2 separate regions of the Mus musculus genome follow, and region 1 is linked to region 2. Evidence: chromatin contacts called from ENCODE POLR2A ChIA-PET data. All regions are on one chromosome and are shown on one strand. Each heading gives the region's core, a stretch centred on a gene start or an enhancer-like site at or near the end of the contact. The rest is flanking DNA. Distances are from core to core; before and after follow the strand shown. Region 1 holds the start of Ccdc66 (coiled-coil domain containing 66). Region 2 holds the start of Tasor (transcription activation suppressor).

Region 1 (5,365 bases), core at 2,066-4,565, 80 kb after region 2:
AGAGAGAGAATGTGTGTGTATGTGTGTGTGTGTCAGACTTCCCTATAAAGATTCAGTTATGTTCAGGTTACTGAGCAAGAAAAGCAACCAAGGTCCAAATTACTCCCAAGAGCTTACTGAACAAGATTATGTCATAAAACACCTTTTTAATAGTATGTTGCCTTTTCTTAACCAAGCTCATCAATACTTCTTACACTATAAAGACAAAGTTCAGGTTAGGGAGCCAGCCCAGTAGTTAAAAGTGCTTGCCATGAAACTGTGAGGACCAATGTATGGATGCTCGGAGCACACATAAATGCTGGGTACATATAAAGGTTCGTCTGCAATTCTAGCAAGTAAAAAGCAGACACAGGCAATCCTCCAGCGAAAGCAGCCTAGCTTGCCTATCTATCTGCACGGAGTCCAACGGAGAGGCTGTGACTCAATAAGTAAAACCAATGGAAAGATGCATTTTTCACGTGAAAACAGGTAGGGTCAAAATCACTTGGCTTACCTTCACAGAAACTTTTGATTTATGCTCTACAAAAGAAAATAAAATTACTAAACTATAAAACCCAAAACATATTAAGGCAGTGATAAAAGAAAATGCTAAGAACGAATTAAGATGTTAGGATAAAATTACTATCCCAAAAGCATTAACCGCAAGTCCCACCTGAGTATTCCCACTTTTTCAATGTGGTGGTTCAAATATTCACTCCCATTTCACTTTTATTTCAATAGTCTTTCCAAGGAAAGACAATAAACAAATGGTGGTGGTGATCAGGCAAGTAATTGACGGAGAAGACTAAAAAACTGTACTGAATCTAAAAACTAATGATTTTAAAAAAGACTTTAGCAACTGTAGTTGTACTATATAAATTTAACTTTCTCACACAACATAATTATCTGAACTCAGGGCTGACGAGATGGCTCAGTGGGTAAGAGCACTGACTGATCTTAAGAAGGTCCTGAGTTCAAATCCCAGCAACCACATGGTGGCTCACAACCACCCGTAATGATATCTGCCGCCCTCTTCTGGTGCGTCTGAAGACAGCTACAGTGTACTTATGTATAATAATAAAACTTTGGGCTGGAGCAAGCAGGGACTGAGCGAGTGGAACTGACCAACCAGAGTGAGCGGGGCTGACTGGAGCGAGCAGAGGTCCTAAAATTCAATTCCCAATAACCACATGAAGGCTCATAACCATCTGTACAGCTACAGTATACTCACATGCATAAAATAAATAAATAAATCTTTAAGAATTATCTGAACTCTACCTGTATTACTTATTAGGCAACAAGGTATGGTAACACCAAAAACATTACACATGAAATATATTTTATGAACCAACATAGACAATAGTGATCACTGTCACAATCTGACTTTACTTGGATAAATATCAATTTGTAGACATTAAAAAGAGGCTTTTTCCAAGTGTCATTTAACTATACAAGCAAAACAAACATCTATTAAACTACCACATAGTCTACATACAAACATTTTCGACGTCCAAAAACACAGCATACCATATGGGGACAGTATTAACTTGGTTTTTCCATCCAGTAATTCAGTTTCAAGCTTTAAACCATCTCTGCAATATAAAAGAAAATTGTTTTGACAAGTTTAATTTAACAACTTTCACTAAATAGCAGCCAGGGATATTTATATGAACCTTGAAAGTAAACCTATACCTTTGAATGTATACAGGAATCACATGACCATCAAAGCAGGGGTTTTGGTTGGTTGTTTCTTTTAATTCACATAGCCCAAGCTGCCCTCAAACTCACTATGTATGTAGACCAGGCTGGTTGACCAGGCTGGCTTTGAATTCCTGATTCACCTGCCTGAACCTCCCTCAAAGTAGTCTTTAAATTTTAAAATATTGTTTTCAAGGCTGGAGAGACAGCTCAGCAGTGAGGAGCACTGTCTATTCTTGGCAAGCAGAACCAACATTGCAGTTAACAAGTGTCTGTAAAGGCCCCTCGGGTCACCAAGGGCACCAGCACAAGTGGCCCACAGACTTACATGCAGGCACGATACCCATTCACATAAAATTAAAATAAGTATTTAAAAAGTATGTGTATATATGTGTTCATACATACACATTTTTTTTAACCTAAGAGGGAAAAAAATACAAAAGACTTTCTTACAACTTTTCAGTGAGGCCAGCATGTGTCATGTTTAACCTGAAACCTGGTTTTTGTTACTGGTAAGAAATAAAGCAACCCAGTTATTGCAGCATCCTTTAACCTGCAGCTCTATACCAAAAGTCCCATGCTGCTACCAGAACTCCTTAGCCAGGTACAAGACATAGATAAGCTATTTATGCGTTTTTTGTTTTGTTTTGTTTTTAACAATTTCATGACTGACAGATTCCAAGGAGGAATAGACGCGACTGAAAGATGGCTAAAATGGTCACCAATGTGACGGCTGCTTAAATACAGAATTCCACACAACTTGGACTATTTCATATACTACACGATTGCTTTAGTGACTCTATTACTATCTTAATAAATAAACAATAAACTTTGGCTAATATGACACTTTACATGTCAAAAGCGCCACCATAAAGAAACGGTAAACACTACCAGCAAAACTTACGTTGTCTATTAAAGTCAACAAAATTCTGATGGGATTCTACACACAGTATTACACAGTCTTACGGGGGTGGGGTGGGAACGGGGTGGGCGTTATGTGTCTATGAACAGTAATGACGACAACGTCAAAGAGAAAATACCAAACCAAGAAATTAAGGGCGAGCAGGTTGACTAGCAACTTTAAACTCAGAGTTGCTTTGGTAGCGAGAATCAAAGTGCCTGCGTTTGTAAAAGGAAACAATCTGGGAGATATAGGTTGTCAGAGGCCACCCCGTTGCAGGACTACAAACAGCTCATGGGTACGTTAGAAGGCAACCTCTTGAATGAATCTGAAGTTGCTAAGTCTCTATACTACCGCCCCGCAAGCTTACGGGGCAGGCTGCCTCATTGATTTCTAAACTCCCAGAAGAGAACCTAACATTCAGCTTCTGGATGCGCGGTTACGTCTAGGTCTGGTGGCTGGTTTTCCTAAAACGATGAACTTCTGAAGATGAAGACCGCACCCCAGACTCGGTCCAGCCCCAGCTGAGGATGCTCCAGCTCAGTACGGGGCAGCCGTAGCTCCCCGAGCATCTCGCCCTCTGGGGCGCCATCTCCCCTCCGGGGCGCTCCAACACCACGGTCCGCGCTGGACCCGGAACCCCGCCCGCCGCCACGCGCCGGCTGAAAGTTACAGCCCAGCGAGTCCCCGCCGGCTTACCCCAGGTTCATGGCCCCGCCGCCCACCCGCAGCTCGCTCAGGTCACTTGTGTACCCAGCTTGCTGCCGCTGCTCAACAAACGCTATGCTGATTGGTTGCCGGGGGCCAGCCGAGCCAATCACAGTGGGACATGCTGGCGGGTCCGTTCGTTGATGCCGGCCTCCCCGGACTCTAGATCCCTCTCCGGGGGCGTCTGCGGTTTCTTCGTGATCACCGCCAACCTTGGGGAGCCGCCTTGGCTCTAATGGAGGTTTCCAAATAGGCAGAAACAACAGATGTAACCATTCTCTTTTATATTTGGAGGAGAGGTTTATTTAGTTGAAGGACTTGTGACGCCTAGGACACAGAGTATATGTCTCTGTCTCTTCGTGCTTCCCACACCTTACAGGCTGAAGTTCTTTAAATACTGCAGCAACAGTCACAGTGTGGACCAAACTCGTATATCCGTCGTTAGCAGTGCTATCTCTGAGGCACGAAGAGGCAAAAGGACTTGCCTGGGTCACTGACCACTTAACAATTATACTACAGATCTTATATCTAATGTGAATATGTGTATAACCCCAGCTGACGCTTTTAGACTCAGCCCAAAATTCCACTTGTTGCTCTTCCAGAGAATCCCAGTACTCACGTCAGGGGGCTAAGCCTCCTGCAGCTATATCAATCCTGGTGTCAGACTGGAGTCGGGGAGGGCGCACCCTCGGCAGCCTGTTTCAGAGTGAGTTCCAAGACACCACCATCCCTACCCCCATCCCCACCCCCACTAATCCCCACATAAAAATAAACAAATGTCACTTCCATAAAGAAGCTGCTGAGGGTAAAGTGTAAGAAGGCAATGTCAGCCGGGCGTGGTGGCGCACACCTCTAATCCCAGCACTCAGGAAGCAGAGGCAGGCAGATTTCTGAGTTCGAGGCCAGCCTGGTCTAAAAGTGAGTTCCAGGACAGCCAGAGCTATACAGAGAAACCCTGTCTCAAAAGAACCAAATAAATAAATTATTATTATTATTAGTAATAATAATAATAATAAAAGAAGGCAATGTCTACCTCCCTCCTCCTAGGATCCCAATAGTAGAGACATTATTAGGGTCACTTCCGGAGCATGCAGGAGGGTTTTCAGGAGTTTGGGCAATCCGAAAGTAAATGTAAAGTCTGCACTTAGCAAGGCTGGCGACAAGCTCAAGCTCACGGCTGGATGTGATAGCTGGGCATCTGCTCCCCTTGAGTTCCCAGAGCCCACGTGTCATTACAGCAGTATTGGATTTGGTTGGCTGAGAGGGATGCTCAGGAGGGAGTCCCACGAACCTCCCTATCCAGTCCTGCTATCAGGGAGTGCTATCTTATGCAGACAGGCCCATTTAAGCATCCTGAAGATGGTGGTAGCTGGGCTTGGAGGATAGTCTAGTCCTATGCAACAGAAATCCTCAAAGACTGGGCAATTCCCCATCATGCCACACACACCGTTGGAATCCTGTACCAAAGTGAGTGTCAGAGAAACAGTTGATGTCTGGTACACTTCTGTAACCACAGCTGCTGCCACTTAGGAGACAGAGGCTGGGGGTCCTCCATAGTGTGAGGCCAGCCTAGGCTATACAGGTGTGGTGGCTATTCCTAGTTGTCAACTTCTGGAATGAACTACAGTTCAGAAATGGAGGGCACACCTGTGATCCAGATCATGAGGCTAGAAGACACGGGTTTCTGACTCAGATCTTGACTTGGGATGACACATACTTTTGATCCAGATCTTGAGGCATAGCGGCCATGAAAAGCTTAGGCCCAGTTAAGGTAGTATATGCCTTTAATCCCAGAAGAATGAGGCAAGCATATCATTGAGTTCAAGGTCAGCCTGGGACAGAGCAAGTTCCAGATCCAGTTGTGGTGGCACACACCTTTAATTTGGGCCACACTTTCTGCTGGAGGCCTACATAAGGGCATTGGAAGAAGGAAGGCTTAGTTCTTTGCCTGCTTGCACATCTGTTGGAAACTACTTCTTCAGGATCCCAGCTTATACAGACCAGCTGAAACAACTAGCCTCGTGGGACTGAGCAACTACTAGATTCTTGGACTTCCTATTTACAGCTGCCTATTGTTGG
Region 2 (5,847 bases), core at 409-2,908:
CTCCTCTTACCTCTTCCCCCTGAGGGCTGGGAATAGGTATGTGCCATCAAGCTCATCCTCCCCAGTATGAAAAAGTGACTAAAATAGTGTAGGAGTTTTTCTAAACCTTCCCTTTTCTTTCACCATTCAAAAAAGGAAAGTTTTAAAATGTACTTTTTACCTTAGCCTCTAATCCCCAGGTAGCCCAGGATGACCTTGAATTTCTCTCTTGCTTCTACCTTCCCAGGGGTGTGCCACCATGCTCAGTTCATTTGGTGCTGGTAGATTAAAACCTGGACTTTGTATATGTTAGGCAATCTCCGTGAACTCAGCTAAATCCCAAGCACCTACCCTGTTTACTAATAACTGATTTACATACACTTTTCCTTGATTTGGTTCACAGAGGTGCAGGTTTTACACTACACACGATGCCAAACAATGGATGCTTATCCCAGATCCTCTGCTGCTCTTGGAGAGCTCTTCAAGTACCAATCACTTGACAGAGGCTGTGGCTCTTTTGCAGTTTATTATCTTGGCCTAACAATTCCTTCAGTAATATTGAGGTGTTGGGGGACAAAGACCTGGGCGTCCTGCTGCTGTTGCTTAGAGATCTTGAGTAAAAAGTATCCCGTGTTTCTTCATCAAATGCATTATTGGGCCGGAGCTGCTTGAAAACTAGGCCTTAGGCTGTATAAATACTTTGGATGAAATTAGACCTGGCTTTTGTCATCTCAATTTGCCTAAATTTCAACATTTAAATTGTGCAAAAGCATCTACTTGGTATCTGTTGTGAGAATGTGTCTATACAGATGGTAACTCAGAACCCCTTACCTAGAAAGAAACTATTGAAAGGCCCTCCCTTCATTTCACTATCAAATTGTTTTCTTCTAGGTGGTCGAACATTCTTCTAGGTGTGCGAGCATTCGTGCCTCCCATCATTAGGTTGTAAATTGTGCGGAAGAATCCCAAATATTGAATGTTTGCTTATGTAGTGCTTTGGTCTGGAGTACGACCAGTGCTCGTGATCTACTGGGAAAGCAGAAAGTCTGGATGGAATAGGATGTTATCACCCTGCTTATCACTGGAGGCCATTTTCTTATCTCTCTTCACTGCCTTTCTTATTGTTTGTTTATAGTCTTTATGCATATAGGTGGCTTGCCTGCATTTATGATAGAGCACCACACGTATACCTAGTGCCCTCCGAGGCCAGAAAAGGACTTGGATTCTTTGAAGTGACTAACTGCTGGTTGAGTTGTCCTATGTCGGCTGGAGCTCGAATTCTGGTCCTTTGGAAGATCAGCTCAGAGCAGACCGATCACACGACCAGGATCAGCCAATTATGTGCCGGGTTTGGTCCACAGACCTCCGGAGGAAAGAAGGTGCTTACTTGCAAGAGTACTGTCCGAAAGACGTCCTCTGGGCTTGCCTCCGTCAAACGCAGTGCGGAGAGGGCAGGGCCCAGGAATCCGCAGAATGCTGCCAAGCCCAAGCCCTCACTCTGAAGCGATGGCGTCGACGCTTTCCCCGGGCGTGGCACTCTCCTCTTTTGGCGGGCTCGGCATCGCGAGGCTCCGCCCTCCTGGAACGGTCTCTCTGCAGTCGCGGAGGCGGGCTCTGCATTTCTATTGGTAGAGCGGGTCCGCCGAGGCCCCGCCCCCTCCCGGGCCCGACGCGAGCACGTTGGGTAGCCAGGGCCGGTTGAAAAGCCGCCCGAATCCGGAGCAGCTCCCGGGGCGAGAGGCACGCTTAGGGCCGCGGTGGCGGTTAAGAGGCGTCTCTGTGGCTGGAGTGCGGTCCCCGGGGGCGGAGGGGCCGGGTGGGCCGAGACCTCGGCGGCCTGGCCCGCCGCCCTTCCTCCCCTACGCCCGTCGACCTTGTGGGCGGAAGCTCCCTGGAGCGCCTCACGCCCGCGCGATGGCGACTGCCGCGGAGACGGAGGCCCCTTCGACGGACGCGAGCTGGAAAAGCCGCGGCGGCGGCGGCGGAGACGACGGGATGAAGCCAGCGCTTCCGGAGCTTGAGTCCTCCCTACAAAATGGCGGCGGCGACGGCGGCGGCGGCGCGGGGCCTGAGGAGACCGCGGCAGCTGAAGCCGCCCGGAGCTACGGCCACGAGCAGCCTCAGCAAACCTCCGAAGCGGCCGCGGCCGCTCTGCCCAAAGGCGCCGAAGAGCCGGAAAGGCCTTTTAGGCGGAGTTTTCAGATCCCCAGGAAGAGCAGAGAAAAGAAAGGTGGTGCCTCCCCTTCCTCCCACCCCCTCTCTCGCTTCCCTCCCCCTCCATCTTTTTCATTAAGACCTCTCTGTCTCCTCTCCCCACACCCATCCGAGACACGTAAACACGCACGCAAGCGCCAGCAGCCTCTCCGCTCACGGCCACGGCCGCCCAGCCGCCCTTGGTGCGAGAGGATAGGGTGGAACCACGCTCCGCCGCTCCCCCTCTCCCCGTGGAAGTTGGAAGTAGCTCAGGTTTGAAGCGTTTCCATAAGGCTGCGGCTCCCCGAGCGGAAAGATGGTGCTCGGTGCCCCTCTTTTCCCCCAAGCCCCGAAGGCAGAGAAGCTGATGGTGGCCTCCTAAAGATGCTTCTGAGAAGTCTGCTTGTGGAAGTAGCCTGTGGCCATGGATTCTGAGGCTTTCTCCAAGGCCACTGCGTTCTAAGGACAAGTGTTTCTCACTGTGGAAATTCTTCAGCTCTGTGTGTCTACTTGAAATGTGCTCGATGTCAGCGTCTTCTATTTAGAAAACTCTCCATTAGTATATGCGCTCCATGCAGTTTTCCATCACACTTCATTTCCATGTAGTTTTTTTTTTTTTTTTTTTGGAAAAGCATTAGCTTACGTAGGTTCTTCTGTATAACTTCCAAGCCTAGAATGACTTTTCTTAAACGATTATAGGAACAGTTGGGTTGCTTACTTTTTGAGATCTTAGTGCCATATTGTAAAACGTACACTTTTTTTTTTCTTAGAGTAGGTTTTGACTGTCCGATAATTTGGAATTTTCTGGATTTGACTTAAACACTTACCTTCTTACTGCGTGTTTTTTTTTTTAATTGTTTATTTCCCAAATCTTTTTTTTTTGTCATTTGAATATCTGAAGATTTAGAATCTTGATTGGAACCGTGCATCTGGGTAACCAACTCTCTGCACAACTGAGATTATGAAAGTATAAAGAAAGTTCCTTTCTAAATGGATGACAAAGCGAAGGAAATAGCATGAGAAACCATGCAGAGAAGGATGAAGTTGATCTTTGCCGGCTGAAGTGAATGTTTCTAGAAATACTCTTTAAATGATGTAATACTTTAGGGTGTAGGGCAAGACAGTGAATTCACTTGATGTCGTTAAGGTGTGTATGGCTGTGCTGATACAAGAAAAGTTAGATACTCATCCCCAACCGCCAGTTGGTAGAAAAGGTGAGAAGTACTTTTAAGTAGGGCCTCATAATGTAGTAAGGGCTTAACAGTTTCAAGCTGTATCAAACCTTTTTGACATCCTATTTTGGATTTTAAATGACTAAGGCTTTGAACAAATCATTAAAACAAGACTTTAAAAAGGGACCAGAAAACTGGCTTAGAGTCCTTTAGGATTCTGTTTGAAAATTTAGTAAGGTAGTATGTACTTCTTAAATTTCATAAGCCAAATCCAGAAGTTGCTCTAAAATGACTGCCCTTGAACATACTAAAAGTGGCACAGGGAATTAGGGAGTATAAACCTTAGCTGCTTTTTCCGTGGAGTCTGATGTATTCCTTGGGGGAAATGAGATAGTTTCCATTTTGCCTAGGGATATGATTTTTACTTTCTCAATTGTAAGGGAGGTTGTAGTTAGAAAAACATGGTAGGGTTTTTTTAAATTTTTACTGAAAATAATTCTTAATATCTTACTGTAAATCAGGCAGCAGTTGTTCAAATAGTACATAATAGGGTCAAATCAAAACTTTACAAAAACCAAATAATAGAATCTCCTTAAGTTGTTCAGCCCTTCGACTTGAAATGCTCCTGTCTCAGCCTTCCTGCTAGGTGGAATTACAGGTGATATCATGATCTATTAATACAGCGCTTTCAAGTAACTATTTTACCCATCTCAGATTTTATTCTAAATTGGGAGAAGTTAGTCTTTGAATTTCAATTTTATAGTTAAAAACATTGTCACTTTAGAACAGTTACAAGAGTCTTTTTCCTTTTTTTTTTTTTTTTTAAAGACAGCCTTACAGCCTTTTACATAGTCCTGGCTGCCTTGGAACTCACAGAGATCCACCTACCGTTCTCTTCAGAGTGCTGGGATTGAAAATAAGCAATACCAGCCTTACCTGTCTCTGTCTGTCTGTCTCTCTCTCTCTCTTTAAACATCACTTAATTGGATATAGTGTGCAACACAGAACAAATGGTTGGAAGGAAAACAAAATAGTATAGAGACTGTTAAGTTTCCTTCCATCATTGATGAGAAGGTTTGAAAGTATGTTTAGGATTTAGCTTGGTACTAATGGTCATCTGACTTGCTAGTATAAAAATTTTTTTTTATAGATTTACCAGTCTTAACTGTTTTCTGGTGAAACTTAAAGTTTGGATGTTAATTTTTAAACAATTTCTTAAAATACCATTCAGTATAATTTATAGGCCATGCTGCCATCAAACATGCAGCCATCCTCTTGTCTCAAGTTTCCTAAGTGCTAAAGTTTCACAGAAATAGGAACTTGTCCAGCTCTTGAAAGTTTCCTTGATGACAATAGCATGATATCTAAATGCTGCCATTTTAGTGGTATACTGGCAAGCAATATTGTACTTGATAGGTTGTAGACATTGCTCTTTGTACATAATTACATCTCAACGATTCTTTGTGGTAGGTATATGTCCATTTTACAGAAAAACTGAAGTACTGAGAAGTCACTTGTCACTTAATAAATGGAATTTGAACATGTATAGACAACTTGGAACTACTCAACTCTAGTGAGGTTATTCCTAATAGTCTAAATTATATTTTTATTTAGGGAGGCAGGGTTTATTTTGGCTCACAGTTTCAGGGTATAGTTGATTATGCTGAGAAGTCATAACAGCACAAGCCTGGCAGATAATCACATGACAAAACATCTGTAATCAGAAAACAGAGATGAATGCTCCCTCCTCCCCCATGCTCCCTGTGAATTCCAAGCTGGCCTCAAACTCAAAACTTGGATACTACTACTTTAGCCTCCTAACACCGCCACGAGTGGCTTTATAATCTAGAATTTAAGTTAGCTTTTTATTTGACCAGTTGTGAAATTGCAAAGTTTAGCATATATTCAACCTTGGGGAGAATTTTGAGATGGAAAGATTATGTTCACTGTAAGTAATGGCAGATTATATGTTTTAGAAGGTTTTGTATTTTAAGTTTTTTTCAGAGCAAATACAGATTTATTTATAGATAGAACTCCCAAGAGTGGGAGGGAAGACCTAGGGATAAATACTCATATTTTACTGATTATGTATGTTGTAGTTTAGAGAGCCACAAAAATTGAATTGGCCTGTAGATGGATCACCATGTTTTATTCTTCTATATCTAGTGTGTCATCAAAAGTAAATTAAACTTGATAGTTGAATTTGACAGTATTTCTCTCCAAAGTTCTTGGGATAGACTAATGATACACTTTCTAAAAGATAGTCATCTTTTCTAACAAAATTTGCAGTTGTCTTTAAAAAAAAAGAAAGAAGTGGACCAGGTCTTACTGTGTAACTGGGATGGATTTACTTCCTGCCTCCAACTCCTCAGTTGCTGGGATTGGACCTGATTCTGCAGTTGTCTTTTTAAGTCATGGTGTTTTAGTTGGAATGGATAACTGGATTTTGAAAGCAGTAATTTTTCTACATAGACGTAAACCTGGGCAGGAAATTTCATATTTG

The links. ChIA-PET counts read pairs that join two places held with the same protein, here RNA polymerase II (POLR2A).
Region 1: POLR2A ChIA-PET joins it to region 2 with 26 read pairs in Patski. The contact joins the promoter of Ccdc66 here to the promoter of Tasor in region 2. POLR2A ChIA-PET finds 5 or more read pairs at or near these places in 4 of 5 experiments (Patski and embryonic stem cell).

What each region holds. Positions count from the first base shown.
Region 1 is chr14:27,505,145-27,510,509 of GRCm38, forward strand. It overlaps Ccdc66 (coiled-coil domain containing 66), which reads right to left and starts at 3,316. Exons shown (of 18, transcript NM_177111.3): 1 at 3,278-3,316; 2 at 1,507-1,571; 3 at 494-519. The coding sequence starts at 3,288.
Region 2 is chr14:27,427,176-27,433,022 of GRCm38, forward strand. It overlaps Tasor (transcription activation suppressor), which reads left to right and starts at 1,659. Exons shown (of 24, transcript NM_001114879.2): 1 at 1,659-2,209. The coding sequence starts at 1,894. Gm52095 (a long non-coding RNA gene) reads right to left here and starts at 1,452. Exons shown (of 4, transcript XR_003951011.1): 1 at 1,367-1,452.